2 separate regions of the Mus musculus genome follow, and region 2 is linked to region 1. The links are chromatin loops, found by intact Hi-C in ENCODE. Cell type or tissue: gastrocnemius. All regions are shown on one strand. Links, peaks and the distances in the headings refer to the core of each region. The heading gives the core; the rest is flanking DNA. Region 1 has its middle 120 kb from the start of Gm5570. Region 2 has its middle 84 kb from the start of Gm35335.

Region 1 (14,716 bases), core at 5,052-13,051:
ATCCACCGGCAGTACTATGTCCAATTTTCTAAGGAACCACCAGACTGATTTCCAGAGTGGTTGTACAAGTTTGCAATCCCACCAACAATGGAGGAGTGTTCCTCTTTCTCCAAATCCTGGGCGGCATCTGCTGTCACCTGAATTCTTTATCTTAGCCATTCTGACTGGTGTGCGGTGGAATCTCAGAGTTGTTTTGATTTGCATTTCCCTGATGATTAAGGATGTTGAACATTTTTTCAGGTGCTTCTCTGCCATTCGATATTCCTCAGGTGAGAATTCTTTGCTCAGTTCTGAGCCCCATTTTTAAATGGGGTTATTTGATTTTCTGTAGTACACCTTCTTCAGTTCTTTATATATATTGGATATTAGTCCCCTATCTGATTTAGGATAGGTAAAGATCCTTTCCCAGTCTGTTGGTGGGCTTTTTGTCTTATTGATGGTATCTTTTGCCTTGCAGAAGCTTTCCAGTTTCATGCGGTCCCATTTGTCAATTCTCGATCTTACAGCACAAGCCATTGCTGTTCTATTCAGGAAATTTTCCCCTGTGCCCATAATTTTAAGGCTTTTCCCCACTTTCTCCTCTATAAGTTTCAGTGTCTCTGGTTTTATGTGAAGTTCCTTGATCCGCTTAGATTTGACCTTAGTACAAGTAGATAGAAATGGATCGATTTGCTTTCTTCTACATCATAACAACCAGTTGTGCCAACACCATTTGTTGAAAATGCTGTCTTTCTTCCACTGGATGGTTTTAGCTCCCTTGTCGAAGATCAATCGACCATAGGTGTGTGGGTTCATTTCTGGGTCTTCAATTCTATTCCATTGGTCTACTTGTCTGTCACTATACCAGTACCATGCAGTTTTTATCACAATTGCTCTGTAGTAAAGATTTAGGGCAGGCATGGTGATTCCACCAGAGGTTCTTTTATCCTTGAGAAGAGTTTTTGCTATCCTAGGTTTTTTGTTATTCCACATGAATTTACAGATTGCTCTTTCTAATTCTTTGAAGAATTGAGTTGGAATTTTGATGGGGATTGCATTGAATCTGTAGATTGCTTTTGGTAAGATAGCTATTTTTGCAATGTTTATCCTGCCAATTCATGAGCATGGGAGATCTTTCCATCTTCTGAGATCTTCTTTAATTTCTTTCTTCAGAGACTTGAAGTTTTTATCATACAGATATTTCACTTCCTTAGAGTCACACAAAGATATTTTATATTATTTGTGACTATTGAGAAGGGTGTTGTTTCCCTAATTTCTTTCTCAGCCTGTTTATTCTTTGTGTAGAGAAAGGCCATTGACTTGTTAATTTTATATCCAGCTACTTCACTGAAGCTCTTTATCAGGTTTAGGAGTTCTCTGGTGGAATTTTTAGGGTCACTTATATATAGTATCATATCATCTGCAAAAAGTGATATTTTGACATCATCTTTTCCAATTTGTATCCCCTTGATCTCCTTTTGTTGTCGAATTGCTCTGGCTAGGACTTCAAGTATGTTGAATAGGTAGGGAGAGAGTGGACAGCCTTGTCTAGGCCCTGATTTTAGTGGGATTGCTTCCAGCTTCTCAACATTTACTTTGATGTTGGCTACTGGTTTGCTGTAGATATCTTTTATCATGTTTATGTATGGGCCTTGAATTCTTGTTCTTTCCAAGACTTTTATCATGAATGGGTGTTGGATCTTGTCAAATGCTTTTTCCGCATCTAAGGAGATGATCATGTGGTTTTTGTCTTTGAGTTTGTTTATATACTGGATTACGTTGATGGATTTCTGTATATTAAATCATCTCTGCATCCCTGGTATTAAATCTCTTGGTCAGGATGGATGATTGCTTTAATGTGTTCTTGGATTTGGTTAAGGCAAAGTTTTTTGAGGATTTTTGTATCTAGATTCACAAGGGAAATTGGTCTAAAGTTCTCTATCTTTGTTGGATCTTTCTGTGGTTTAGGTATCAGAGTAATTTTGGCTTCATAGAATGAGTTGGGTAGAGAGCCTTCTACTTCTATTTTGTGGAATAGTTTGTGCAGAACTGGAATTAGATCTTCTTTGAAGGTCTGGTAGACCTCTGCACTAAACCCATCTCGTCCTGGGCTTTTTTTGGCTGGGAGACTATTAATGACTGATTCTATTTCTTTAGGGGATATGGGACTGTTTAGATCGTTAACTTGATCCTGATTTAACTTTGGTACCTGGTATCTGTCTAGAAATTTGTCCATTTCGTCCAGGTTTTCGAGTTTTGTTGAGTATAGCCTTTTTTTTTCCATTTTTTATTAGGTATTTAGCTCATTTACATTTCCAATGAGTATAGCCTTCTGTAGAAGGATCTGATGGTGTTTTTGGACTTCTTCAGGATCTGTTGTTATGTTTCCCTTTCATTTCTTATTTTGTTAATTAGGATGTTGGATGTTGTCCCTGTGCCGTCTAGTGAGTCTAGCTAAGGATTTATCTATCTTGTTGATTTTCTCAAAGAACCAACTCCTCATTTGGTTAATACTTTGAATAGTTCTTCTTGTTTCCACTTGGTTGATTTCACCCATGAGTTTGATTATTTCCTGCCCTCTACTCCTCTTGGGTGAATTTTCTTCCTATGTTTCTAGAGGTTTTATATGTGTTGTCATGCTGCTAGTATGTGCTCTCTCCATTTTCTTTTTGGAGGCACTCAGAGCTATGAGTTTTTCTCTTAGAAATGCTTTCATTGTGTCCCATAGGTTTGGGTATGTACTGGCTTCATTTTAATTAAACTCTAAAAAGTCTTTGATTTCTTTCTTTATTCCTTCCTTGACCAAGGTATCATTGAGAAGAGTGTTGTACAGTTTCCACGTGAATGTTGGCTTTCCATTATTTATGTTGTTATTGAAGATCAGCCTTAGTCCATGGTGGTCTGATAGGATGCATGGCACAATTTCAATATTTTTGTATCTATTGAGGCCTGTTTTGTGACCAATTATATGGTCAATTTCGGAGAAGGTCCCGTGAGGTGCTGAGAAGAAGGTATATTCTTTTGTTTTAGGATAAAATTTTCTATAGATATATGTTAAGTCCATTTGTTTCATATCTTCTGTTAGTTTCACTGTGTCCCTGTTTAGTTTCTGTTTCCATGATCTGTCCATTGATGAAAGTGGTGTGTTGAAGTCTCCCACTATTTTTGTGTGAGGTGCAATGTGTGCTTTGAGCTTTACTAAAGTGTCTCTAATGAATGTGGCTGCCCTTGCATTTGGAGCATAGATATTCAGAATTGAGAGTTCCTCTTGGAGGATTTTACCTTTGATGAGTATGAAGTGTCCCTCCTTGTCTTTTTGATAACTTTGGGTTGGAAGTCGATTTTATTCGATATTAGAATGACTACTCCAGGTTGTTTCTTCAGACCATTTGCTTGGAAAATTGTTTTCCAGCCTTTCACTCTGAGGTAGTGTCTGTCTTTTTCCCTGAGATGAGTTTTATGTAAGCAGCAGAATGTTGGGTCCTGTTTGTGTAGCCAGTCTCTTAGTCTATGTCTTTTTATTGGGGAATTGAGTCCATTGATATTAAGAGATATTAAGGAAATGTAATTGTTGCTTCCTTTTATTTTTGTGGATAGAGGTGGCATTCTGTTCTTGTGGCTTTCTTCTTTTTGGTTTGTTGAGGGATTACTTTCTTGCTCTTTCTAGGGCATGATTTCTGTCCTTGTATTGTTTTTTTTTTTTTTTTTTTCTCTTATTATCCTTTGAAGGGCTGGAATCGTGGATGGATAATGTGTGAATTTGGTTTTGTTGTGGAATACTTTGGTTTCTCCATCTATGGTAATTGAGAGTTTGGCTGGGTATAGTAGCCTGGGCTGGCATTTGTGTTCTCTTATTGTCTGTATAACATTTGTCCAGGCTTTTCTGGCTTTCATAGTTTCTGGTGAAAAGTCTGGTGTAATTCTGATAGGCCTGCCTTTATATGTTACTTGACCTTTCTCCCTTATTGCTTTTAATATTCTATCTTTATTTAGTGCATTTGTTGTTCTGATTATTATATGTCAGGAGGAATTTCTTTTCTGGTCCAGTCTATTTGGAGTTCTGTAGGCTTCTTGTATGTTCATAGGCATCTCTTTCTTTAGGTTTGGTAAGTTTTCTTCTATAATTAGGTTGAAGATATATGCTGGCCTTTAAGTTGAAAATCTTCATTCTCATCAAATCCTATTTTCTGTAGGTTTGGTCTTCTCATTGTGTCCTGTATTTCCTGGATGTTTTGAGTTAGGATCCTTTTGTGTTTTGTATATTCTTTGATTGTTGTGCCGATGTTCTCTATGGAATCTTCTGCACCTGAGATTCTCTCTTCCATCTCTTGTATTCTGTTTTTGATGCTCACATCTATGGTTCCAGATTTCTTTCCTAGGTTTTCTATCCCCAGCGTTGCCTCACTTTGGGTTTTCTTTATTGTGTCTACTTCCCTTTTTAGGTCTAGTATGGTTTTGTTCATTTCCATCACCTGTTTAGATGTGTTTTCCTGTTTTTCTTTGAGGACTTCTACCTGTTTGGTTGTGTTTTCCTGTTTTTCTTTAAGGACTTGTAACTCTTTAGCAGTGTTCTCCTGTATTTCTTTAAGTGAGTTATTAAAGTCCTTCTTGATTTCCTCTACCATCATCATGAGATATACTTTTATATCCGGGTCTAGCTTTTTGGTTGTGTTGGGGTGCCCAGGACTAGGTGGGGTGGGAGTGCTGCGTTCTGATGATGGTGAGTGGTCTTGATTTCTGTTAGTAGGATTCTTAAGTTTGCCTTTCTCCATCTGGTAATCTCTGGAGCTGTGCAGAATATACTCTGCGGGGCCCCAGAACCAAGATGTCTGCTGCCAATGCTCAGGCAAAGCGCTCCCGGGATGGGCGAACCCCTTTCCTCTGGCCAGAAAAGTGGCCAGGTGTCTGGGGCCCAAAAAGGGGGCTGCCTTAGAATCTCTGTGGCTCCTTCCTGTTCCAGAAGCTTTTAGCTTCTGTATTCGTACTCTTACCTGTTCAGAATCTCTCACCTGAGAGACATGTCTGGCTTTAATCCCTTTAATCCCTCCCCTTAACTGGAAGGTGGTAATGAAAGCTTTTGTTTTCATGCTGCCTGTGTTAATCCTATTCCTCCTGGTTTTATCCTGCACTCACCAGAGGTGGGGCTGAATTTTGACTCCTACTAGGCACGGTCAGATGGAAGTATATAAGCCGTGGTGCTTGTCCCGTATTTAAACCTCTCCTGTAGATAAAGGAGCAGTATGGGAACTTCACATTCTGTGATCACAGCGCTGCAGTCTGTCTTAAAGCAGCGTGAGCAGAGCTTCTTCGCAGAGCTGTGGAAGTCTCAGCAGGAGTGGATCTCCGTTCCACCACTCGATTCATACTGATACCCCAAATGGGGATGCAGCCCGTTCCCACTTACTACAAAGGGCCTCTGCCATTCGGAAGTGTCGGCCTAATACTGGGCCGGGCCTCCCTTACTTTACAAGGCCTCATTGTTCACCCTCGAGTTGTAAATCATGACTATGAGGGGGAAATTCAAGTTCTTTGTTCCTGCCCTCAGGGTGTTTTTTCTATCTCACAAGGGGATAAAATAGCTCAGCTAATAATTTTGCCAAGCCTACATGGCTACTCCCCCTCCTCTGATTTCCCTCAAGCTGCAAAAGGGATTGGCTCTACTGGAAATGATTCTGCTTACTTAATAATGCCTCTTGACTCCAGGCCATCCTTAGAGTTAGTTATAAAAGGGAAACAATTTAAAGGGATATTGGATACAGGAGCAGATAAAAGTATCATCTCTTCCCACTGGTGGCCAAAAGCTTGGCCCATTACTCAGTCATCACATACATTACAAGGGTTAGGCTATCAGCCCTGCCCCACTATCAGCTCCTATTCTTTGAGCTGGCAGGCACCTGAAGGTCAAACGGGACGATTCACTCCCTATGTCTTACCACTCACAGTTAATCTTTGGGGGAGAGACATTTTACAGGCAATAGGAATGACCTTGACTAATGAATACTCACCACAAGCTGTTCAAATGATGAAGAAATTGGGCTATAAAGAGGGAAAGGGATTAGGTAAAGGAGAGCAGGATAGACTTGACCGTATAATCCTCAAGGGCAGGGCATTGTAGAACATGCCCATCGTACTCTCAAATCCTACTTAATTAAACAAAAGGAGGGAATCGAGGAGGCTCTACCCCCAGTACCAAGAGTAGCTCTTTCTATCGCACTCCTCACTCTTAATTTTTTAAGTCTTGATGCCCAAGGCCATACTGCGGCTGAACGTCACTGTTCAGAGCCTGACAGGCCAAAAGAGATGGTAAAATAGAAAGATGTTTTGACTGGTCTCTGGAAAGGCCCGGATCCTGTCTTAATAAGATCCAGGGGAGCTGTTTGAGTTTTCCCACAGGGAGAAGACAACCCATTCTGGCTGCCGGAATGACTGACACGAAGAATTCTGACACCTGAAAATGACTCCCGGATGGATCCCTTGGAAACTAACTCTAGCCCTCGTGCTGCCTCTGTGGATTTGGGTTCCTAGTATATTTGGAGAGTATAGATGGGCAATTCTGTCTGCCTTCCCTAAGCCCATGCCTGTCCATCATAATACAGCTGTTTTCCCCAAGTTTTTTTACGACCAATAAAACTTTAGGCCTGCCATACCTACCATATGATCCTATCTGGGCACCACTGGGGGAAAAACGCTCTCTAAGGGAACGAGGTTCTCTCTGTTTCCAAATTAATGAATTGGGAGATTGTATCAGACTTACTGGCCAAGCTTTGGGGAGGTTTAATTTGCACCGAGGAGGTTGGGTGAGCACAACCATAGATATTTGAATGCAGTTATAACCTTTACAAATCGGACCTTCTGGCAGGAGGCAATTTGGGTTAATGGTACATTTCTACCACCTAACTTTTCAGACAAAGAGCGTCCCCACCAACCAAAAATGGGCCATCACTGTAGCTTGGAAGATGAAGGGCTGATCCTGCCTTGGTCTGGTTGTCAATCCTCCGTCACTCGTTGGGCAGATCAGAGTAAAACCTTTTCCTTTTCTCCCAGCATGATGGCTGACCCAGAGAAAGAATTAGTTATGAAAAAGTGACTTTTCATACAAGGCTTTAGAATGCATCCTTTTCATAAATGGGTACTTTGTGGGATTAATGGTAGCTGTACAGATCTTAATCCCTTGGTTTTCCTCCAAGGAGGAGCTGCTGGAAAAGCGATTTTTAATGGTATTTCAAAATTCGTTCAGTATCATCTAGTTCAGTTACCTGATGGAACCACTTATCAAAATTCTACTACTGAAATGGAGTTAATAAGACCCTGGTAAATCAGACTAGTTATTCACGTACTCCAGTTTGTGTGTACACCCCTTTTTTGTTTATTCTTTCTAACAGTTCCTTTGAATCCTGTACTAATGAAACCTGCTGGATGTCACAATGCTGGAACCTTGATTGGGCTAGCCGTGCTATGCTTGCCAAGATTCCACGATGGATTCCTGTCCCCGTGGAAACCCCTTCCACCGTATCTTTGCTCAGGCAAAAGCGAGACTTTGGTATCACTGCAGCCATTGTGGTGGCAATGGCTGCCAGTGCAGCCGCAGCTACGGCTACTAGATTTGCTATGGCAGCATCAGTCCAGTCAAGCACGACTATCGAACAGTTGTCCTCCTCTGTGGCAAATGTGATCGATCAACATTCAGTGCACAGTGCCCAATTAAAAGGTGGGCTAATGATAGTGAACCAGCACATTGATCTTGTGGAGGAGAGGCTGGAAGTTCTGCTCCAAATGGCCCAGCTTGGCTGTGATAAGAAATCAGGAGCCTTATGTATTACTAGTGTCCAATATGAAAGTTGGACACGTGCAGCTAATCTATCTAAAGAATTGTCTTTGTTTCTTACAGGAAACTAGTCTGAAGGATTTGATGAAACGCTTGAGGCGCTACGTGTAGCAGTGATGGCGATTAATTCCACATGCGTGGACCCATCATTGATTAATGGATTCAAAGGACTTACTTCCTGGATGTCCTCTGCATTGTCATATTTTAAGGAATGGGTGGGAGTGGGCCTGTTTGGCGCAGCCCTGTGTTGTGGATTAGTGTTTATGCTTTGGCTGGTTTGCGAACTCAGAACTCAACAGAGACGTGACAAGGTGGTAATTGCTCAAGCACTTGCTGCCATAGAGCAAGGCAACTCCCCTGAAATCTGGTTATCTATGCTAAGATGACTTTGCAAGCACTTGACTGCTCAGCTCTTGCACTCCTAGAGGCTGGACTCATTGCACAGGAAAGAGTTAGTAGGTTTCTGACTCATGGATTGCTGGGCTAAGCACCGCATATGAGTTGCTCAGAGATTCGAGTGTTCCTAGAAGACAAGTCGTTTTGCATGAGGGTTGAGTGACCAAGTGTCCCTCCCCTATGAAAAATGGCACGGGAGCAGGTCAGGGTTGCTCTGAGAAAAGACCTGTGAGCCTAAGAGATAATCCTGTACATAGCCCCTATTTCTGCACACTAGGAATTCGACCTCTATCTTCATCCATAAGAGTAGCTTGCATTTTTTTATACTTAAAAGGGGGAATTGTAGAAAGCCGCAATATACGTGCCATCACTAGATGGCGCTAAACCTCCATTGTGCCAAACCAATCTCTTTGTTTAGATCAAGCTGTGTTGTGCGCATGTGCAGGGAGCAAAAGCCCACCAAAGTCACTAGCCCATCCCCGGTGCGTATGAGATCTTGGGTAAAGCTGCCAGTCGTATATAGACACGTCACACCAGGGGGTATTTAAGCCATACACGTTTCTGAGTTTTTTTGGTCTACCTCATCATTATGAAATAAAGATTAACTATGGAAGGATCTTTTGTCCCACACATGTTTTTTCCGGGCAAAGAACAATAGCGCAGGACATATATGCAGCTTGTTTGTGTTTATTTTACACAAATATGGCTCTGTGGTGTATTATTAACAAACCACGGCCTCTTGGCATATACCTCTGTCTTAGATTGATACAGTTTCAAAATCTGGTTGTCCCGTCATTGGCTGACTGCTCCTCATAGCACATCTTGTTCCAAAATCAGACCAAAGCCACAACATATACTCAATATTCTTCTTCATATTGACAATTTTCTGCCACCTGCACTTGCTGGAGGTGAGGCTGCATGCTTGCTGAAATCAGGCTGTAAAGAGAGACTGACCTGCATGAAAAAAAAAAGTCGAGATAGTTGAAAAGCAACAGAATAAAAGGTTCTTTGGGGATGTCCAGGTACTTTATTCGGTTACAAATCAGCAAAGATCAAGGTCAGACTCTGACCTCCCTGTGTGCGGGAAGTGACTTTGAGAATTAGCAGAAAGGCCAACATTTTTCTAAGAGTGAAAGCTATGCTCAAAATTAACTCTTCAGCTAAAAAGGATTTTTAGCTATCAATGAGGTTAGAATCATACTAGAAGATTGAGGATCTGTGTCCACTTGACGAACAAGTCTTTCAGGCAGCCATCTCGCTCCATCTTCTTTTTGTGAAAAAACAAAGACAGAACCTCTTCCCCAGATTAAAACCGGGTCTGGACCATTCCACATATTAGTTAATGAGTCCCACCATTTAACCATGGCATAAGAAATGGAAGTAACTGGATGCCAGTGGCAATCAGCTGCAGACTGACCCTTAACATCAGTTTGCAAAAAATTTAAAATGAACAGACCAAAGCAAGATGTGCGTTTGGTGACCTTGCGGGGTATAACTGCCCCTGTTTTGTTTTTAAAAGCCATTTTTTCAGAGTGTGATGAGCACGTTCAACAATTCCTTGTCTCATGAGATTATAAGAAATTGCAGTTTTATGTTTGATACCAAATTCCTTACAAAAAGAAGTAAAATTTTTGTCAGTATAGAATGGACCATTATCTGTCCTAATGAGTTTATAGCATTAAAGGCTTGTAAAGATATGCAGCTAGAGACAAGAGCTCCGGGGTACTGATTGATTAGTTCATAATGTTGCATCTACAGGGTTGCAGGTCTCTTTACATAGCCTAGTCGGCCATCACTGGAAAGAGAGGCCCATTGGACAGGCATACTTTATATGCCCCAGTACAGGGGAACGCCAGGGCCAAAAAATGGGAATGGGTGGGTAGGGCAGTCGGGGCGGGGGGGTTGTGGGGGAATTTTGGGATAGCATTGGAAATGTAATTGAGGAAATTACGTAATAAAAAAATATAAAAAAAACAGGCTTGTAAACAATGATCAATTACATTTCTAGATGTCCCTCCCTTATATAGAGAAGCAAAAAGAAATCGCTTGTAAAGGTATTAATAGTCACATGTGTATAATTGATTTATTAATCATAAATGAGTATCCATTTGCAGCAATTGATTAAGCATAAGTTCTCAAGAATTAACACCATTATGTGGAAACAGGTAGAATCTGAGAACACTAAGAACATTTTTTTTTTTACAATTTGACATGCTAATTCTCTAAAAATACCAAAATATTATCAGACCATTACTGTTTTGATTATATAAGGAATGAGATTATATGGCCAATTATTTTTGTGTAAGGCCTGTAATCTGCCTAAGATATAAATCTAGTGTGGCATTGACTTAAGGTCTTGTCCAGGCAATCTAGGACAAATTATTAAATGTCCAAAAACAGTGTTCTAAAAAGAACAGCATTTTTTCTTATGAATTATATATGCATAAACCATTGTATATTTGAGAATTTATAGTATCTGAGGGATGAACAATTTTCAGCAATTGTAAGCTTTCAGATACAATATTGACTATTAATATACAAATTGAAGTTTGATGATTCAACATTTTAACACCATCTACAGCACACAATTTTATTATCTGTGCTGAAACAGGAGGAAATTCAAAAGAATAAGCATGTGATCCAATTCACTTATACTTTTCTCCCATAGAAGGGCTGTTTTTAAACACAGTAAATGGAATGCATGCATGCATGAATTTATAGAGGTACAAAAGCATGCATAAAAACAATTTTTATCTTATCTGTAGGAGAGTGATTATGAATTGAATTTAAAATGATGGTATGCAATAGGCAAAATACCAATATTCTGCAATAACCTATTTAATTGCTGTTTGGAACAAGGAACAGACACTGTCAGGTTTTTAAGACACAGTATTTTGATATAGTTTTTATAAAATATATGAATTTATCTAGCAATTCTTTATTAGCACCACAGCAGCCTTATAATAGGTTGTTAAAACTTTGAGGTGAAGAAAGATGATTATACATTAATGTTTTTTCTTGCCAAAGGATTGTTGTGGGCACATTTAATAACCATAATTAAAATAAGCAGCTAATATTTAATTACCATTGATTATAATTGATAACAATTGTAAAAGTTTCCTTTATTTTCTGGAAAGCCTTTTGTTTTTTACTAGTTAATTTGTGTGTCTCAAGATAACATCCAACAAAGGTTTAAGTCACGTTAAGACCTTAAGGTGAGGTCTTAGACAATTAACATCTCCTGGACGCTTTTGAAAATAAAATTTTGAAGCAAATCAATTTTTCGTTCTTAGATTTTTCTGTACCACAATTTTCTAGCATAACTAAAACTCTAAATATTAAAAAGATATTGCCTCTGAATCTTATGGAGCAACAATTACTCCCCAGAACTTTAAAGCTCATTGTGTGACAGCAAAGATTTGAAGTAAACTTCCCTTTAGAATCCTTAGGTAATAAAATACTTTCCACTTAGGAAACAATATACACTGAAAGAGTCAAACTCTCAGCTTCTTGTATTGAAGCAGAGACAATAAAAAATTGTCTTACATAATATAAAGCTATATTAGCCATACCTAGAGGCAAAATTTTCCAGTGATTACCAGTTCACTAGAAGCAAACCCTTTACAATTATCAGGATGCAAAGGAAAAAACAAAATTTCAATCTATAATAATTTTATATGAAGTAGGCAAGCCAGATTGTAATGCCTTTATAAGTTCTACAGCCTGATTGACTTTTTATAAATTCTGAATTTGAACTTTATTTAGAACAACATCTGGATATATCTGCAACAATGTTCTTTTAGGTAAGGAAAAATTCCCCTGAAGGCAGGTAAGATCTTTCCTAGGCACTGTTTGCAAAACAAAAGAAAGCCACACAGGACCACTGAGGCTGCTCTTAACTTTGTTCCTCTTACTGTGAGGACAGATTTTAGAATTTTAAAGTTTCCTTTGCAATATTAGACTATAACTATAACTTTGAGAAGCAAAACCCAATTCTAACAATTTAACAATGTATCATCTTTAAAATCAATATTAGAAACATCACTATCTTGTTATGAAGTTTGGCTGCCAATTTATACCTATGAATGCATGACAGTGCAAAATTTAATGCTTCATGCAAGAGACATTGTTTTAAATCTTATCTTTATAAGTCTACTTTCTAGGATAAGAATCACATTAAATATTACCTCAACTAGAAGTAACCTTAGAAGCCTAGTTTTTTTGACCTGCTTTATGCCACATGTTTTAAAGACTCCAACCCTGAGTTACAAGTTTAAAGCTGTCTTGCTACCAATGTTACACCCTTTTAATCATACTCAGTAACTTATAGCTAATACTCTATGATGAAGACATATAGAGCATATTATGCCTTTAAGTCCAGTAAAAAACGAAATTAAGTGGCTACACGAATCTTATGAATTTAGACCAATCAAAGAATTTTACCTTTTCTTGCTATAATTATAAGATCAAAAAGCGCTTTGTCATTTTCTAAACACAATAGTCACGATTGCAGAGAATTTTCTAGGAAAAAAACAGCTATCTTCTTTTTTCCCTTAGATCTAAGAGGTTGCAGACCCCATTTCTTTAAAAAACAGCTTTTCAGCAGTGGCTCTCCTGCTGTGCTTGATTCTTGGATAAAGTTTGGGCCACTCTCAGGCTTTGCTGAATCAGCAGATAAAGTTTTAGCCATTTTTATTTTCCAACAAGAAACACAGAACATTCAGTCACTCAGACAATGAGACAAAAGCATAAATGAATTGACACATGGACAGATAGGTGCACCAAGCATAGACAATACAAAGAGAGTAGAAAACTTCTCTTTAGGGGCCAGAAAGAAGGTTGGACATCTTCAGATTTTCCTGTGTCCCTGGGAGATTTCTGAAATCCATTTTCCTTTATTTAATTTAATTTAATTTAATTTAATTTAATTTTATTTTATTTTATTATTTTAAGCCCCACTCCTCTCGCCTAATGCAGTTCTTGACTGCAGACATCAGCCTGTTTTGAAGTTACTAGTCCCATTTTTCGCTGCCAAACCCTAAGTGGAATCAGCATTGGGTCAGCACTGTTCCAACTTAGCCTGTATCCTATCACACCTCCAGCAATACTTTAAAAAATGAAGTTTAAAACCAGGGCTAGCATAAATACCAGTTGCTCACTGTCCCCGGTATGATCTTCTTATTCTTCCCTTCTTGTCGACCTCCACATAAGACAGTCCCTCAATGTTTCCCGCCATTTTCAGGTCACTGGTTCAGGCACCAATCTGTAGTTATAAGCTGCCCAAAGCCTACATGAACTGGGTACTCCTGGAAGGCAGGCTGGGGCTTAAATAGAGACTTAGACTTGGAGAGAAGAATGAGGCCAAGACAAATTGCTCTTATCAAAGCCCGAGAGTTTACTTAGAGACTGTGCTTCTAAAGGGGCAAAGCCCCCTCCCCCCACCCCCCGCCAATCCATTCTTGGTGCCCGGAGCCAGCCCAAAGATGCCTCACCATGTGGATTGTCTTAAAGGTGTCTCAGCAGGCAGCAGGATCTCGGAGAAGAGCAGGGCAGTTGACACATCAAAAGAAGCCAGCTAAGTCAGAAAGCTGCACCACAGGTGATCCCACCTCAGTGGTGACAAAGTCTGCACCAGCCCGGTTCAGGCTGGGTGAGGCTACACTTGTTGGCATCCACAATAGTGTATGTATTTGGTATATATATATGTGGAATGGATCCCCCTGTGGGGCAGTCTCTCGATGGCATTTCTGTCAGTCTCTGCTCCACATTTTGTCTTTGTATCTCTTCCCATGGGTATTTTGTTCCCCCTTTTCTGGCAGAATCACCATTCTGGACCTCAAACAATATTACAGAGCAGTAGTGATGAAAACTGTGTGGTATTGGTACAGTGACAGCAGGTAGATAGATCAATGGAGTAGAATTGAGGACCCAGAAATAAACTCACACACCTATAGTCACTTGATCTTTGAAAAAGGAGCTAAAAGCATCCACTGGAAAAGAGAAAGCATTTTCAACAAATGGTGCTGGTTCAACTGGCAGTTAGAAAGTAGAAGAATGCAAATTGATTCATTCTTATTTCCTTGTACAATACTCAAGTTGAAGTGAATCAAGGAACTCCACATGAAACCAGATAGATTTAAACTAATAGAAAAAAAAAATTGGGGAAGAACCTTGAACACATGGGCACAAGAGGAAATTTCCTGAACACAACACCAAGCTTATACTCTAAGATCAAGAACTGACAAATGGGACCCACTAAAATTTCAAAGCTTCTATATTGCAAAGGACACTATCAATAGGACAAAAAAGCAACCAAGAGATTGGGGAAAGATCTTTACAAACCCTATACCTAGTAGAGGGCTAATATTCAATATATACAAAGAACTTCACATAAAACCAGATAGATTTAAACTAATAGAAAAGAAATTGGGGAAGAACCTTGAACACATGGGCACAAGAGGAAATTTCCTGAACACAACACCAACCTTATACTCTAAGATCAAGAACTGACAAATG
Region 2 (17,020 bases), core at 4,218-12,217, 54 kb before region 1:
ATCCTAGGTTTTTTGTTATTCCAGATGAATTTGCAAATTGCTCCTTCTAATTCGTTGAAGAATTGAGTTGGAATTTTGATGGGGATTGCATTGAATCTGTAGATTGCTTTTGGCAAGATAGCCATTTTTACAATATTGATCCTGCCAATCCATGAGCATGGGAGATCTTTCCATCTTCTGAGATCTTCTTTAATTTCTTTCTTCAGAGACTTGAAGTTTTTATCATACAGATCTTTCACTTCCTTAGTTAGAGTCACGCCGAGATATTTTATATTATTTGTGACTATTGAGAAGGGTGTTGTTTCCCTAATTTCTTTCTCAGCCTGTTTATTCTTTGTGTAGAGAAAGGCCATTGACTTGTTTGAGTTAATTTTATATCCAGCTACTTCACCGAAGCTGTTTATCAGGTTTAGGAGTTCTCTGGTGGAATTTTTAGGGTCACTTATATATACTATCATATCATCTGCAAAAAGTGATATTTTGACTTCCTCCTTTCCAATTTGTATCCCCTTGATCTCCTTTTGTTGTAGAATTGCTCTGGCTAATACTTCAAGTACTATGTTGAAAAGGTAGGGAGAAAGTGGGCAGCCTTGTCTAGTCCCTGATTTTAGTGGGATTGCTTCCAGCTTCTCTCCATTTACTTTGATGTTGGCTACTGGTTTGCTGTAGATTGCTTTTATCATGTTTAGGTATGGGCCTTGAATTCCTGATCTTTCCAGAACTTTTATCATGAATGGGTGTTGGATCTTGTCAAATGCTTTTTCTGCATCCAACGAGATGATCATGTGGTTTTTGTCTTTGAGTTTGTTTATATAGTGGATTACATTGATGGATTTTCGTATATTAAACCATCCCTGCATTCCTGGAATAAAACCTACTTGGTCAGGATGGATGATTGCTTTAATGTGTTCTTGGATTCGGTTAGCGAGAATTTTATTGAGGATTTTTGCATCGATATTCATAAGAGAAATTGGTCTGAAGTTCTCTATCTTTGTTGGATCTTTCTGTGGTTTAGGTATCAGAGTAATAGTGGCTTCATAAAATGAGTTGGGTAGAGTACTTTCTACTTCTATCTTGTGAAAAAGTTTGTGCAGAACTGGAATTAGATCTTCTTTGAAGGTCTGATAGAACTCTGCACTAAACCCGTCTGGTCCTGGGCTTTTTTTGGCTGGGAGACTATTTATAACTGCTTCTATTTCTTTAGGGGATATGGGACTGTTTAGAAGGTCAACTTGATCCTGATTCAACTTTGGTACCTGGTATCTGTCCAGAAATTTGTCCATTTCGTCCAGGTTTTCCAGTTTTGTTGAGTATAGCCTTTTGTAGAAGGATCTGATGGTGTTTTGGATTTCTTCAGGATCTGTTGTTATGTCTCCCTTTTCAGTTCTGATTTTGTTAATTAGGATTTTGTCTCTGTGCCCTCTAGTGAGTCTAGCTAAGGGTTTATCTATCTTGTTGATTTTCTCAAAGAACCAACTCCTCGTTTGGTTAATTCTTTGAATAGTTCTTCTTGTTTCCACTTGGTTGATTTCACCCCTGAGTTTGATTATTTCCTGCCGTCTACTCCTCTTGGGTGAATTTGCTTCCTTTTTTTCTAGAGCTTTTAGATGTGTTGTCAAGCTGCTAGTATGTGCTCTCTCCCGTTTCTTCATGGAGGCACTCAGAGCTATGAGTTTCCCTCTTAGAAATGCTTTCATTGTGTCCCAAAGGTTTGGGTACGTTGTGGCTTCATTTTCATTAAACTCTAAAAAGTCTTTAATTTCTTTCTTTATTCCTTCCTTGACCAAGGTATCATTGAGAAGAGTGTTGTTCAGTTTCCACGTGAGTGTTGGCTTTCTGTTATTTTTTTTGTTATTGAAGATCAGCCTTAGTGCATGGTGATCTGATAGGATACATGGGACAATTTCAATATTTTTGAATCTGTTGAGGCCTGTTTTGTGACCTATTATGTGGTCAATTTTGGAGAAGGTACCATGAGGTGCTGAGAAGAAGGTATATCCTTTTGTTTTAGGATAAAATGTTCTGTAGATATCTGTCAGATCTATTTGTTTCATCACTTCTGTTAGTTTCAGCGTGTCCCTGTTTAGTTTCTGTTTCCATGATCTGTCCATTGGTGAAAGTGGTGTGTTGAAGTCTCCCACTATTATTGTGTGAGGTGCAATGTGTGCTTTGAGCTTTATTAAAGTTTCTTTAATGAATGTGGCTGCCCTTGTATTTGGAGCATAGATATTCAGAATTGAGAGTTCCTCTTGGAGGATTTTACCTTTGATGAGAACAAAGTGCCCCTCCTTGTCTTTTTTGATGACTTTGGGTTGGAAGTCAATCTTATCAGATATTAGGATGGCTACTCCAGCTTGTTTCTTCAGTCCATTTGCTTGGAAAATTGTTTTCCAGCCTTTTATTCTGAGGTAGTGTCTATCTTTTTCTCTGAGATGTGTCTCCTGTAAACAGCAAAATGTTGGGTCTTGTTTGTGTAGCCAGTTTGTTAGTCTATGTCTTTTTATTGGGGAGTTGAGACCATTGATGTTAAGAGATATTAAGGAAAAGTAATTGTTGCTTCCTGTTATTTTTGTTGTTAAAGTTGGCATTCTGTTCTTGTGGCTGTCTTCTCTTAGGTTTGTTGAGGGATTACCTTCTTGTTTTTTCTAGGGCATTGTTCCCGTTCTTGTATTGGTTTTTTTCTGTTATTACCCTTTGAAGGGCTGGATTCGTGGAGAGATAATGTGAGAATTTGGTTTTGTCGTGGAATACTTTGGTTTCTCCATCTATGGTAATTGAGAGTTTGGCTGGGTATAGTAGCCTGGGCTGGAATTTGTGTTCTTTTAGTGTCTGTATAACATCTGTCCAGGCTCTTCTGGCTTTCATAGTCTCTGGTGAAAAATCTGGTGTAATTCTGATAGGCTTGCCTTTGTATGTTACTTGACCTTTTTCCCTTACCGCTTTTAGTATTCTATCTTTATTTAGTGCATTTGTTGTTCTGATTATTATGTGTCGGGAGGAATTTCTTTTCTGGTCCAGTCTATTTGGAGTTCTGTAGGCTTCTTGTATGTTCATAGGTATCTCTTTCTTTATATTTGGGAAGTTTTCTTCAATAATTTTTTTGAAGATGTTTGCTGGTCCTTTGAGTTGAAAATCTTCATTCTCATCCACTCCTATTATCCGTAGGTTTGGTCTTCTCATTGTGTCCTGGATTTCCTGGATATTTTGAGTTAGGATCTTTTTGCATTTTCCATTTTCTTTGATTGTTGTGCCGATGTTCTCTATGGAATCTTCTGCACCTGAGATTCTCTCTTCCATCTCTTGTATTCTGTTGCTGATGCTCAAATCTATGGTTCTAGATTTCTTTCCTAGGGTTTCTATCTCCAGTGTTGCCTCACTTTGAGTTTTCTTTATTGTTTCTACTTCCCTTTTTAGGTCTAGTATGGTTTTGTTCATTTCCATCACCTGTTTGTATGTTTTTTCCTCTTTTTCTGTAAGGACTTCTACCTGTTTGATTGTGTTTTCCTGTTTTTCTTTAAGGACTTGTAACTCTTTGGCAGTGTTCTCCTGTATTTCTTTAAGTGATTTATTAAAGTCCTTCTTGATGTCCTCTACCATCATCATGAGATATGCTTTTAAATCTAGGTCTAGGTTTTCGGGTGTGTTGGGGTGCCCTGGACTGGGCGAAGTGGGAGTACTGGGTTCTGATGATGGTGAGTGGTCTTGGTTCCTGTTAGTAGGATTCCTACGTTTACCTTTCGCCATCTGGTAATCTCTGGAGTTAGTAGTTATAGTTGACTCTGTTTAGAGATTGTTCTTCTGGTGATTCTGTTACAGTCTCTCAGCAGACCTGGGAGACAGATTCTCTCCTCTGAGTTTCAGTGCTCAGAGCACTCTCTGCTGGCAAGCTCTCTTACAGGGAAGGTGCGCAGATATCTTGTTTTTGGACCTCCTCCTGGTCGAAGAAAAAGGCCCAAAACAGGGCCTCTCTCAGAAGCTGTGTTGCTTTGGCAGTTCCCAGAAGCTGTCAGCTTCTGTGGTGCAGACTCTCACCTGTGCAGACTAAAATCCTAAGTTCCAGGGAGTCCTGGAACCAAGATGGTGACCGCTGCTCCTGAGGCCAAGGCCGTCTCCCGAGCCAGGCGGACACCTGTCCTCTGGTCCGGATGGTGGCCGGTTATCTGCGGCCCGCCCAGGCTGCTGCCTCAGTGGCTCTGTGCTTCCGCCCGTCCCAGAAGCTGTCCGGTTCTCTGGCGCACCCTCTCACCTGTTCAGACTAATTTCCTAAGTTCTGCTGAGTCCCGGAACCAAGATGGCGACCGCTGCTGCTGAGGCTGAGGTCGCCTCCCAAGCCAGGCGGACACCTGTCCTCTGGTCCGGATGGTGGCCGGTTGTCTGCGGCCCGCCCAGGCTGCTGCCTCAGCGGCTCTGTGCTTCTGCCCGTCCCAGAAGCTGTCCGGTTCTCTGGCGCACCCTCTAACCTGTTCAGACTAATTTCCTAGGTCCCGCGGAGTCCCGGAACCCAGATGGCGACCGCTGCTGCTGAGGCTGAGGTCGCCTCCCCTTGACATTTATCTTAAGTGTATTTATATAATGGATTCCATTGATGGATTTCCGTACTGAACCATCTTTGCATCCCTGGGATGAAAGCTACTTGTGATGAATGATGCTATTTATGTGTTATTTTTTTCAGTTTGCCTGAATTTTCTAGAAAATTTTTGAGTATTTTATTGAGTATATACATGAGCAAAAATTTTCTGACTTCTCTCTTATTCTTTTTCTGTGTATGGTTTATATAAGAGAAACCGTGGCTTTATGGCATGACTTGGGTTGTGTTTGTTCAGTGCTTTCAGTAGAATCATTTGAAGAGTATTGCTATTAGCTCTAATTTGAATATCTGATAGAATTCTGCACTAAACCAGCTTGGCTTTTTTTGATTGAAGGTTATAATAAATGCTCCTATTTCTTTAGGGGTTATGAGACTGTTTAGTTCATTTACCTGATGTTGATTTACAATTATTAAGTGATGTCTACCTAGAAAATCATCCATTTCATCTAGATTTTTCCTGGCCATGGCATTACCCTGTACTGATGACTATAATCTTCTCATCTTCACAAGTGCCTCTCACCTCATTGATGGCCAACTAGGCCACACTCTTCTACATATGCAACTAGAGACCCAAGCTCTAGGGAGCTACTTTTTAGTTAATAAAATTGTTCCTCCTATAGGGTTGCAGACCCCTTTAGCTCCTTTGGTACTTTCTCTAGCTTCTTCATTAGGGGCCCTGTGTCCCATCCAAAAGATGACTGTAAGCATGCACTTCTCTCTTTGTGGGGCACTGGCATAGCCTCACATGAGACAGCTATATCAGAGTCCTGAAAACAAAATCTAGATGGCATATGCAATAGTGTCTGGGATTGGTGGTTGTTTATGGGATGGATCTCTGGGTGGGGAAGTCATTGAATGGTCCTTCCTTCTGTCTCAGTTCTGAACTTTGTCTATGTAACTACTTACATGGGTATTTTGTTCCCCATTCTATGAAGGAACAAAGTATCCACATTTTGGTCTTCCTTCATCTTGAGTTTCATGTGTTTTGCAAATTGTATCTTAGGTATTCTAAGTTTCTGGGCTAATATCCACTTATCAGTGAGTGCATATCATGTGTGCTCTTTTGTGATTGGGTTATGACACTTGGGATGATATCCTCCAGATCCATCCATTTCCATAAAAATTTCATAAATTCAGCCGGGCTTTGAGGCACACACCTTTAATCCCAGCACTTGGGAGGCAGAGGCAGGTGAATTTATGAGTTTGAGGCCAGCCTGGTCTACAGAGTGAGTTCCAGGACAGCCAAGGCTATACAGAAAAACACTGTCTCAAAAAAAAAAGCAGAAAAAAAAAAAGAATTTTATAAATTCATTGTTTTTAATAGCTGAGTAGTATTCCATTGTGTAAATGTAACATATTTTCTGTATCCATTTCTCTGTTGAGAGACATGTGGATTATTTCTAGCTTCTGGCTCTTATAAATAAAGCTGCTATGACATAGTAGAGCATGTATTCTTATTACAAGTTGGAACATCATCTGTGTATATGCCCAGGAGAAGTATTGCTTGATCTTTAGGTATTACAATGTCCAATTTTCTGAGGAACTGTACTATCTGAGGACCCAGCAATACCACTCCTGGGTATACACACAGAAGATGCTTCAACATGGAAGTAGGTCACATGCTCCACTATGTTCATAACAGCCTTATGTATAAGAGCTAGAAGTTCGAAAGAAACCAGATGTCTCTCTAGAGGGGAATGGATACAGAAAATGTGGTACATTTATACATTGGAGTACAACTCAGTTATTAAAAACAATGAATTCATTAAATTATTAGGCAAATGGATGAATCTGGAGGAAATCATCCAGAGTGATACAAAAGAACACACATGATATGCAATCACCAATACGGAGACATTAGCTCAGAAGCTTGGAATACCCAAGATACTATTCACAAACCACATGAAACTCAGGAAGCAGGAAAAACAAAGTGTGGATACTTCGATCCTTCTTAGAAGGGGGAACAAAACACTCATTGAAGTAGTTACAGAGACAAAGTGTAGAACAGATACTGAAAGAATGACCATCCAGAGACTGCCCCACCTGGGGATCTATCCCATATGCAATCACCAAAACTAGACACTACTGTGGATGCCAAAAAGTGCTTGCTGACAGGAGCCTGATATAGCTGTCTCCTAAGAGGGTCTGCCTATGCCTGACAAATATAGAAGTGAATGCTCACAGCCATCCATTGAACTGGAGCACAGCGTACCCAGTGAATGAGCAAGAGAATGGACCCAAGGTGTTGAGGGGATTTGTAGCCCCATAGGAGGAACAACAATATGAACTAACCAGTACCCCAAGAGCTCCCAGAGACTACACCACCAACCAAACAGTACACATGGTGGGATTTATGACTCTAATCGAATATGTAGCAGAGGCTTGCCTATTTGGACATCAATGAGAAAAGAGGCCCTTGGTTCTGTGAAAGCTCTATGTCCCAGTGTTGTGAAATGCGAGGACCAGGAAGAGGGAGTGGGTGGGTTCATGAGCGGGAGAGTGGTAATGGGATAGGGGAAGGGGGTTTTCAGAGGGGAAACAAGGAAATGGGATAGCATTTGAAATTTAAATAAAGTTAATATCCAACAAAGATTTTAAATGGGCAAAATGAAGTAATCACTTTCAAATCATTCCTATTGTAGAATGTACCTTTCCAAAAATCAAAATCCTTCCCAATTTTTACTATATGACAGATATTTATGTCTAAAGTATATATGCACTCCTTTCATGTATTATCTCAAATATTTACACAAGTTAAGAGTGCAAGGAACATACCAGCAGCTCACTGAGACAGAATGAGATACAGCCAAGCATTACATGGAGGTCAACAAATCCTATGCAAGAGTTAGGAGAGGGATTGACAGAACTGAAGGGAATGGTAACCCCATAAGGAGATGAACAGTATCAAATAATCTGGACTACTGGGAGTTCCCAGTGACTGAGTGTGGTGAATTGCAGGCTGGTCTCCAGTCGAATTGAGGTCTGAACCATGATGGTCATAATTCATCTTCATGACACAACAGGCATTCCCTCATGCTCCTGGAACTCTGTCCCCTGCCTAAGTTACCACCTCCCACAACCCCCACAAGATGAACATGGTCAGTAGTCATGTAAGCAATATCCCAAGCTTCTGACCTTCAGGCTAAACTCCTCCCCAGTTACCTAGCAGCAGTGAAGACCATAAAAAGGGTTGTTCAGCCCTTACCTTGTCCTCTTACTCTTATGCTCTTACTACTCACTCCCCACTCTCTCCCTTCTCTTTGTCTTCTCTCACTTTTCTCTCATCTTCCTTTTCTCTTTGTCTTCTATTCTCCTCATTACTCTTTTCTCTCCTCTCTCTCTCTCTCTCTCTCTCTCTCTCTCTCTCTCTCTCTCTCTCTCTCTCTCTCTCTCCCTTCTCTCTTTCCCCCTGCATTTCTATAATAAATCTCTTAAACTGTAAAGAGTGTCTTCTCCATCAAGATCTGCTGCACACTCTGGTCAGTGTTGGGAACCTCTTCCCTTATCCCTCTCTCCTATAACCTTGGGGCGACAGGGTGTTGCCTCAGATTCCCTGCTTGGGGGCTGTCCCTTGTCCACCCCATGCTGAGTAGTGTCAGAGGCCTAGATGCCCACCCAGGGCTGAGTGGAAAGTGTCCAGCAGCTCTCCCTATGTATGCCTCCCCAGAGCACAGGAACTCTGGCCAGATGTGGGCTATTTCTCCCCCCACCCCCATCTTCCCCAGGACTTCCCCAGGGCTCCCCCTTTTTTGTTCCCAATAACTGAGTAACCAAAAAATAGTATACTCTGGCTAGTCTGAGGCCTTTCACTGTTATGTAGCAGAGGGCTGCCTAGTCTGTCCTCATGTCCTCAGTGGGAGATCCCATAGAGATTTGATGCTTCCAGGATGGGAGGAAAAACTCTGAAAGAGAAGAGATACAAATAAATATTTTTAAGTAAAAAATAAAAAATAAAATAAAAAAAGTGAAGCTAAAATGATCTACATACTTTTTCAGAGTTTCAATAGTGCTCAACAGTACAAACACCAGATTTTATTCTGATATTAAAAACAATCTCTTAATTGTAACCCCATACGCATCGAAAGAAATTACATACTTCAATGTATATAAATGTACTCTTTCTATCTTTATCTCTATACATCAATATGTATCTCTCTCTCTCTCTCTCTCTCTCTCACACACACACACACACACACACACACACACACACATACACACACACACACACACACACACACACACACACACATATATATATATATATATATGTAGAGAGAGAGAGAGAGAGAGAGAGAGAGAGAGAGAGAGAGAGAAGTATGAAGGTGTGGGTTAGCACACAATCTACATACTACATTTCTAGACCAAAAGGAAGGATTGCAAACATACTGAAGAAGTGCTAAACCAAGGGAAGATCAGAACCAAGGAGAGAAAACACAGTATGTTGTAGTTTGAAGTCCAATGTCAGAAGGTTCAGATGACTCTGTACCTGCTTGCTATTTCTCTCTCTCTCTCTCTCTCTCTCTCTCTCTCTCTCTCTCTCTCTCTCTCTCTCTCTCTCTCTCTCTCTCTCTTTCTCTATCTCCCTCCTTCCCTCCCTCTTTTTCTCTTTCCCTCTGTGTGTGTGTATTTTTAATCTGTATCTTTTAGGGTTCTCTAAGGAAACAACAATGATAGATAAATATGTGTTGTTAGAGAGGATTATAAGATGTAGGAACATGCTAATAATTCTGAAAATATAGTAACTTTACACTACAGAAGGCTAGATGTTTCAGCAATCCTAATCTAGTACTGGAGTCCTGGAAGATTATTGAAGAGCTTCTCTTTTCAGTCTCTGTTGGAATGTGAATGCATGAGCTTATTAGTCAAAGTAAGAGCAAAAATGTCAAACTTCCTTTATACAATCCTTTCATCAGAACTGTGCACAAAAACTCAGAACGCATATCTTAGATTTAGGGTGGTTCTTTCAGCATCAGGTAATCTGAAAATATTCTCTCACACAAATGTCCATCTCCTTGTGTTTTAGTTGATTCCAGATGCAGTCATGCTAACACCACAGACTGGCCATCAGAGTACATCTGGTATATATCTGCAGTTTCTTTGTGTTGTTTCTTCTGAAGCATAAAGGAAAGTCAGGGAACATCTGTGATTTGAAGATACATGCAGTTTATTGAAGTGGATGAGTTATCAAGGTCTCCTCCTTTCAAAGCCTCCAAACTCTTGTCCCACTTCAGTACTTAATGTGATAATTTTATATTGAGCAATTACTTCATTCCAGCCAAATGGACTCTTTTCTTCCTTTTCCCTTGCTTTACATAATTGAGGCTTGAACTCAGTGGAAGAACTCTACAATCAAGCACCATCCCAACATCAGCTCTTCTTCCTTCTCTCTTTTTTTAAGAAAAGTGTTTTATTAAGTTGTATAGGCTGCACTTGTACTCTCTTTGAAGCCCAAGAAAGCTATGAACTATGATTCTGTTCCCTTAATCTCCCAATATCCTCTAACTATAGGCATTTGCCATCAAGTCCAGCATTAAATTACTTTTTAGTCTATGATTTGCTGACCAAACAAATACAATATGTATATTATCTAGAACTTTTAAGAACAACAACTATATTTTTCTACCTATCTCTTCTCTATCTCTATAACATTTCAAAACATAAAGTTAACAAACAGCATCAGGATATGAGACTCATTTCCTGTTCCTATTTTTTATTGGTCTGTTCTCTCTCTCTCTCTCTCTCTCTCTCTCTCTCTCTCTCTCTCTCTGTGTGTGTGTGTGTGATTGTGTGATTGTGTACACAAATTAATTGTGAGATAATAGTAGCAAACATTTCCCAAAATTCTCCCCCAAACATTTTTATCTTTACCCGAAGAATCCCATCTCCCATGACTATTCACAATGAAAAAAAAAAATACTTTCATACTTTTAGTGGAGTCTTATGACTAGCACAGGTTTGTTTCTTTTTTTTATCCAAATGTCCTCAACCCATCTTATCAGTTATATGCAAGGGCTCTACAGATAGATGTGTGCAATTTTGGTGACATTATAACTCTAAAGAGAAAGAAAAATATTCTGATTTTGAAATATTTCTAATATGAATTTGTTTGTATATCAAGTGTCTATTGGAACTAATTTTTTGAGTTTTTGTATTATACATACATCCAGTAGGAGGTAAATATTTGTGGATATCTTCAGATGTAACATATTTTACTTGAAAAATGTAGTTCATGCTATAGTGGTAGTAAACACTTTCGTCACACAGTCATAAAATAATCATAGAATCATTATATAAATATATATTTGCCATCTGTATTGTGCTGAAACTTTAAGGTATATAACTTATTAGCTACAAAACCCAAAATAAAATTCTGGTTATTTTATGTGTGAATCATGCCTGAAAATTAAAGAGGACAGAGCAATAGAAGATGAGTAAAAGTGTCCAAAGGAGATGGAACAATGACATGAAAGATCATGGACGCATAAAGCTGCACAAAATCTCTTTCTGGGGCAAATGCAACACACAACAAGTTTGCAAACCTAAGACAGAGATCCCATAGCAAAAAAAATTGGACCAATGTCCAACTTGATGCAGCAATGAAAATGTTATTGGGGTTACTAAAAGAACTATGAATGTGAGGTTACTTAAAAGGAATAGGGGATAACTCTAAAGCACCTATATTGCCAGAAAACATACCTGCCACCCTCAAGCTCTCCACAGAGTTTCCAGGCAGATTTACAGAATGATCATCTATCCCTCTTCAGTTGGCTGCTCAGAGCTACACTCCTGTGACTATTTACTTCCTTTTACACTGTTGAAAGGAGAACTTAAGAGCACTTCAGCATTTCCTTTGTGGTTTTTCACCTCTTCTGCATGTGCCATTTTCCCAGTTTTGATTTGTTCCTTGAGGTTGAGTATTCTAATCCCTCCTATATCAAGTTAGAGGGAATGTTGAAAATTGGATGGAGATCTACCTAGAGGTGTCAGGTAGAGTCCTGTAAAATATAAAACTTGAGAAAATTGAGAAAGCAGTTCAGACACACAAATGTCTAGACCTTAGAGATCTGTAGAAAAAAATCTTGTTGACAAAGGAAACAAAAAAATCAGGAAGTCATATGATACAGACAAGACATTGTCTGACCTTAAAATAAAAATAAGTAAATCTTTAAAATAAGTAAATTGGGAACAAAGACTCCTTGACTTATATGGATTATAACAGAATTTGTGATACACCTATCTCTGCCCTAGAGTAGCGGGAATTTCAGAAGTATGCTATTTGATGTCCAGGATTCAAATTAAATCTTGGTATTTTTCAAGGATTCTGAGTAAATCTACAGTTCCATTTCTGTAGGTACTCTTTTATACAAAAATCCAAATTAAATAAAGTAGTACTCCATGAATGAGTACATCAAATGAAACTTCACAGCCAGGTCCTAAAAGTCAACAAATTTGTTTATCCCACACTCTACATTAATACTGGAAATACAACAGGTTTTCATGAGTTCAACAACATAAACCAAATGTATGTAACAGATATGTACATTACATTTTAGGCAGACACAAAAACATATACTTTATTCTCAAACACCCCTTAAAATTTTCTATTAAATAACATCATATTAATTCATAAAGTAGTACTCAACAAACTTATATAATTAGAAATCACATCATGCTTTATGTTTGACCATGATAAATTAAAGATAAATTTCAACATTAATAGAAATAACAGAGTATATACAAACTCATTAAATTAAAACAAAATATTAATAGAGGAAAACTGGATAAGGGTGAAGTCAAGAGGAAAGAAACCTTATTCTTTGAACTGTATGAAAATAAAAACACAAATATTGAAAACTATTGGACACAATGAAAACAATTCCGGCATTTTAGAGACAATAAAGGGATATATAACCCAAATTTATAGATCTAAGTGATTTAGAATTTTTTTAAAGATTTATTTATTGTTATATCTAAGTACACTGTAGCTGTCTTTAGATGCACCAGAAGAGGGCATCAGATCTCACTATGGATCATTGTGAGCCACCCTGTGGTTGCTGGGATTTGAAATCAGGACCTTCTGAAGAGCAGTTGGTGCTCTTAACCACATTTTTTTGTTTTGTTTTTTGTTTTGTTTTTTTTTTTTTTTTTTTTTTTTTTTTTTTTTTTTTTTTTGCTTCCTTTTTTCAAGACAGGGTTTCTCTATATAGCCTTGGCTGTCTTGGAACTCACTTTGTAGACCAGGCTGGCCTTGAAGTCAGAAATCCACCTGCCTCTGCCTCCCAAGTCCTTGGATAAAAGCCATGTGCCACCACCACCACCAGGCTTTTTTTTTTTTTTTTTCTTTTTCTTTTTCTACAGCACCCGGTTTTCCCAGGCAGTCTCCAATCCAAGTACTAACCAGACCCAACCCTGCTTAGCTTCCGAGATCTGACGAGATCGGGCATGTTCAGGGTGGTATGGCCATAGACTAGATTTAAAAAAATATATATCTAAAGTCCCATATTAATAACATAATAATCAACTTGACATCCTTGGTATAAAATTAAAGAACAGCACACCAAAGCAGTAGAGAGAAAGAATCAATTAAAATTACAAATGAAATAAGTGAACTAAAATCTTTCAACTGTCCTGCCAGAAAAGATGCCTTCTGTCTACACTGCCTGTTTCTGGTTCAAAGACAATTTTCATCTAATTTCAAAATGATGATTGAGCCTTGAGATGAGAAGGTGTGACGGAGATATTTCATTTAAGGATGAGAAATCCAGAATCTTATTCTTTATGTCTTGACCAGTTATGTGTCTCTATGTTAAGCATTGTCTACTTCAAGAAGAAACTTCACTGATAGGGTTTGAAAAATATATCAGTCAGCAGGTATAACAGACTCTTTGATAGTCTATTTAATATCAGGTCAATTTACCACAATGGTAATCATAGGTTTTGTCTTAGTGCCTATGACCTATGTACTCAAATATTTTTTGGCCCTGATAGCTGTTTTAGGCATAGATATCATCTTGTGGCTATGGACATATAGGATTTAAATACTTTATACATATTCATATTCTTTATATAATGATTTCATATAAATGAGTACACACAGTAATTAAGCTAATGGTATATGATATGAATAATATAGGGAATGTCAATACTATACTATAGAGTTTAATATCTTAATTCTTGAGTACTCTAGTAACTGTGTTATCAATACAAGTACATAAATCAACTGAACAGGAATATATATTTCATGATATGTATTCAATGCTAAAATATCACCACTTTAGAAAATTAATTTTTCACAAGATAAAATACAAATACAAAACAAACAAACATGGCTATGATTATGCAACATGATCACATTCACTCCATGCCATTACATATAATGTATTATATATATATAGGCTCAAGTATATAATATGATCGTCTTATTAGAAGGCATTTCACATATGTCAATGTATTTTCATGATATATTTCTGGAGAGATGAAAGATACAAATGAACTATCAACATTTTGAATGCAATATACAAATCCACAGCAAACTCTATGCTAAACCGTGAGTAACTGAAAGCATGTTCACTAAACTCCAAAACAATGCAAGGATGTCCACTTGTTCCTCTTCTGTTCAAATTAGTGTCTAAAGTATTAAACATAACAATAAAAAGTTAGGAGGTAGATGGATTAGAAAGCAACCTTATACTTAGAAAATATGAGTCGGTATATAAAATATAAACATTCTAGGAGAAGACTCCTATAAATGATAAGCCAATATGGTAATCTAGCAAAATATAAAATTGACATAAATAATCAATTCCCTTTTATATACAAATGACACAGAGTGAAAGATATCAGGAAAACAAACCTCTTCATAATAGCCTCAAAATTGATATTGGACTAAATTGAAGGAAGTGGAATACTTTCACTAACGATGTAAAATACTGGTATAATAAAAACACTTAAGGCACTGAATAAAGAGCCCAAAGAAGATTTAGAAGATGCAAAGGCCACCAATGTTCATGGTTCATCAGGTTTAATATTGTAAAAATGGACAAACAAGCAAAAGAAACAAACAGATTCAACACAATCATCAAAATTTCAGTTCTATTACTCTGTTAAATGTATACAGTATTAAATTGAATCTAGAAACTTATTACTATACACATAGATTCATGCTTCACTTAGCCCTCTTCAGAGAATCTTCCATTTGCAGACAATGGCAGTTAACTCAGATGGCAACAAATGGTCAGTGTGCAGAGAATTAGAGACTCCAAGAATGATGAACCCTAAGTGAACCATAGGAATCACATCCCTACTCCTGAAGATCAGGGATAACTGCTGAGGAGGGTAGAAGGCAGAAAGATTAGACAAGCTAGAGATACCATATATCTTCAAGAACAGTGCTTTCTGTAGCCAACAGAATGGGAATTTGAATACATGAACTAATATCAATTTTGTTGTCATACATAAAACCTGTACAAAAACCCAACATGTAAAGAGAAAGTAATCTGACATCAATAGGAGGAAAGTCCCTTTGTCCTAGGAAGTCTCAATGCCCCAGTGTAGGGAAATGCCAGGCAGGAGAGGTGGGAGTGGGTGGGTGGGTGAGTGAAGGAGAATTCTATTTTAACAGAATAGAAGCTGTTAAAAGAGGAATGGTATAGGGGATTTGTGGGAGAAAAACCAGGAAAGGGAATTACATTTGAACTATAAATAGATAAAATGAATATCTATTAAAATATACAACTGTTTTTTTTTCAAAAAAATAGAAAAGAAAAAGATAGAATGTCATCAGAGAGTACATCCCCTAGCTGAAGAGCTATTTGATTTGTATAGGTACTAGAAGAGGGCGTGCCTATTTAATATTAGTATGTAGCCTCTGGTGTGACAATCACTGACTAACCTGGATGGTCATACACTCAACAGTATATGTACAGCACAAATTAAACTCATTAGACAATTTTATAATGGAGGACACAAATATTGATGTCTAGGGAAAGTTCAGATGGATATGGGAATAGCTAGGAAAGGACCTGAATATATTCAGAATACATTGAATAAAATTCCCAAAGACAATAAAAACAATGTATTTCCAAAGTAACAGTTTACTAAGTTAGCAATGTTCCCAATCATCTTTATTTTCTCTTAGTCATTATTCAAACTTAACAAAGTACTTAATCAAAAGCACTTTGGTTCACCACAAATGATACTTTGTAACAAATAAAACATTAATATTTTCTTCCTTTTTCCTGATAAAATTATAGCCTATATTAGTTTCTAGTCACAAATTGATAGAAAAAACTAAATATCAGCAAAAAGTGTTTTTTTTTCCTCTAGTTTGAGATGGCACAGATATCAACTCCATGCAGCATTGACTTTTGTCTGCTTCTATCTTGTTTGAAATAGTATCGCACATCCATGCATGAGTAGCCCACACAACCAACCCTAGAAGCAAAGAAGGAAAGAGCCACACTCAGTGAGGAAAGGCATGGGGAGGAAGTGCATTTGCAGCATATAGTCTGGTCTCCCTCACTCAGATACTTTTGTTTTATTTCCAAAACCAATTGTAACAAAACCAGGAAATGAGATTACGAAAAATCAATGAAAACTCTAAATCGATCACCTGGACTCTAGTTGCCTCTGAACTGTTACGTTTATTTTACAGATGTAACCTTTTCAAGCATTGGCCAATTCTGGTTGGATAAGTAAGATTATATCTAGAGTATGATGTCACCACACACGGAATAAATTATAAAAGGAAAATCCAGTGCTCATTTATTCAGCAGGGTGGGGAAACAGACATTTAAGTAATGGCACCAAGAATTGTATGCTGATTACCAATTGTCCAAGAAATTGAGTAAAGATAGAACATGCTGAAGCAATAGTGAGGACAAGTTAACCCATCCAATTTAACACAGTCTCTATGCCCACTAATAGCCATCAACATCAATACTGCTAACATAGCAGTGGGAGGTAATACTGGATGCTAACTGGAACTGATTCCAGATTTGTAAATTGTCCTGATAAGTATAGATTTAAATAAATATTTGCCACATAGCATTCTTATTATATTATCATTTCTGTTTGTTATTTCTCATAAATGGCATATAGTAACACGCTTTTCTGTAGATGTTATAATTATTTTATGGCGCGATATATGCGGTCTTCATTTGGGATTTATTGCTCTGAACAGACCATGACTAAGGCAATTCTTACAAAAGACACTTTATTGGGACTGGCATATAGGTTCAGAGTTTCATAAAATTATCATGACAGGAAACATAGCTGTGTCCATTCAGGCAAGGTGCTGGGGAGCTAAGAGTTCTACATATTTATTCAAAGGAAAGCAGGAACAGACTGTTCTTAGGTAGCTAGCAAGATGGCCTTAAAGCCTATCCCTGCTGTGACAAACTTCCTCCAAAAGATTTATAAGTCCTCCAACAA

Evidence for each region. A loop is a pair of places that touch in the nucleus more often than their neighbours do. Peaks named below come from ENCODE experiments on the same cell type or tissue, not always from the same donor. Only the 100,000 strongest peaks of a DNase experiment are listed, where the experiment ranks them.
Region 2: a loop joins it to region 1, with 4 times the contacts of the local background. A loop is called at or near these places in 6 of 42 quality-filtered maps.

What each region holds. Positions count from the first base shown.
Region 1 is chr6:60,195,633-60,210,348 of GRCm38, reverse strand. No RefSeq gene overlaps it. Among named protein-coding and RNA genes, the nearest start is that of Gm5570, 120 kb to the right of the region's middle. In gastrocnemius, for the core only: a CTCF peak has its summit at 8,585 (motif pointing right); a DNase peak (open chromatin) is centred at 8,588.
Region 2 is chr6:60,246,828-60,263,847 of GRCm38, reverse strand. It overlaps n-R5s162. Among named protein-coding and RNA genes, the nearest start is that of Gm35335, 84 kb to the left of the region's middle. In gastrocnemius, for the core only: no CTCF peak of the experiment used is centred there; a DNase peak (open chromatin) is centred at 8,196.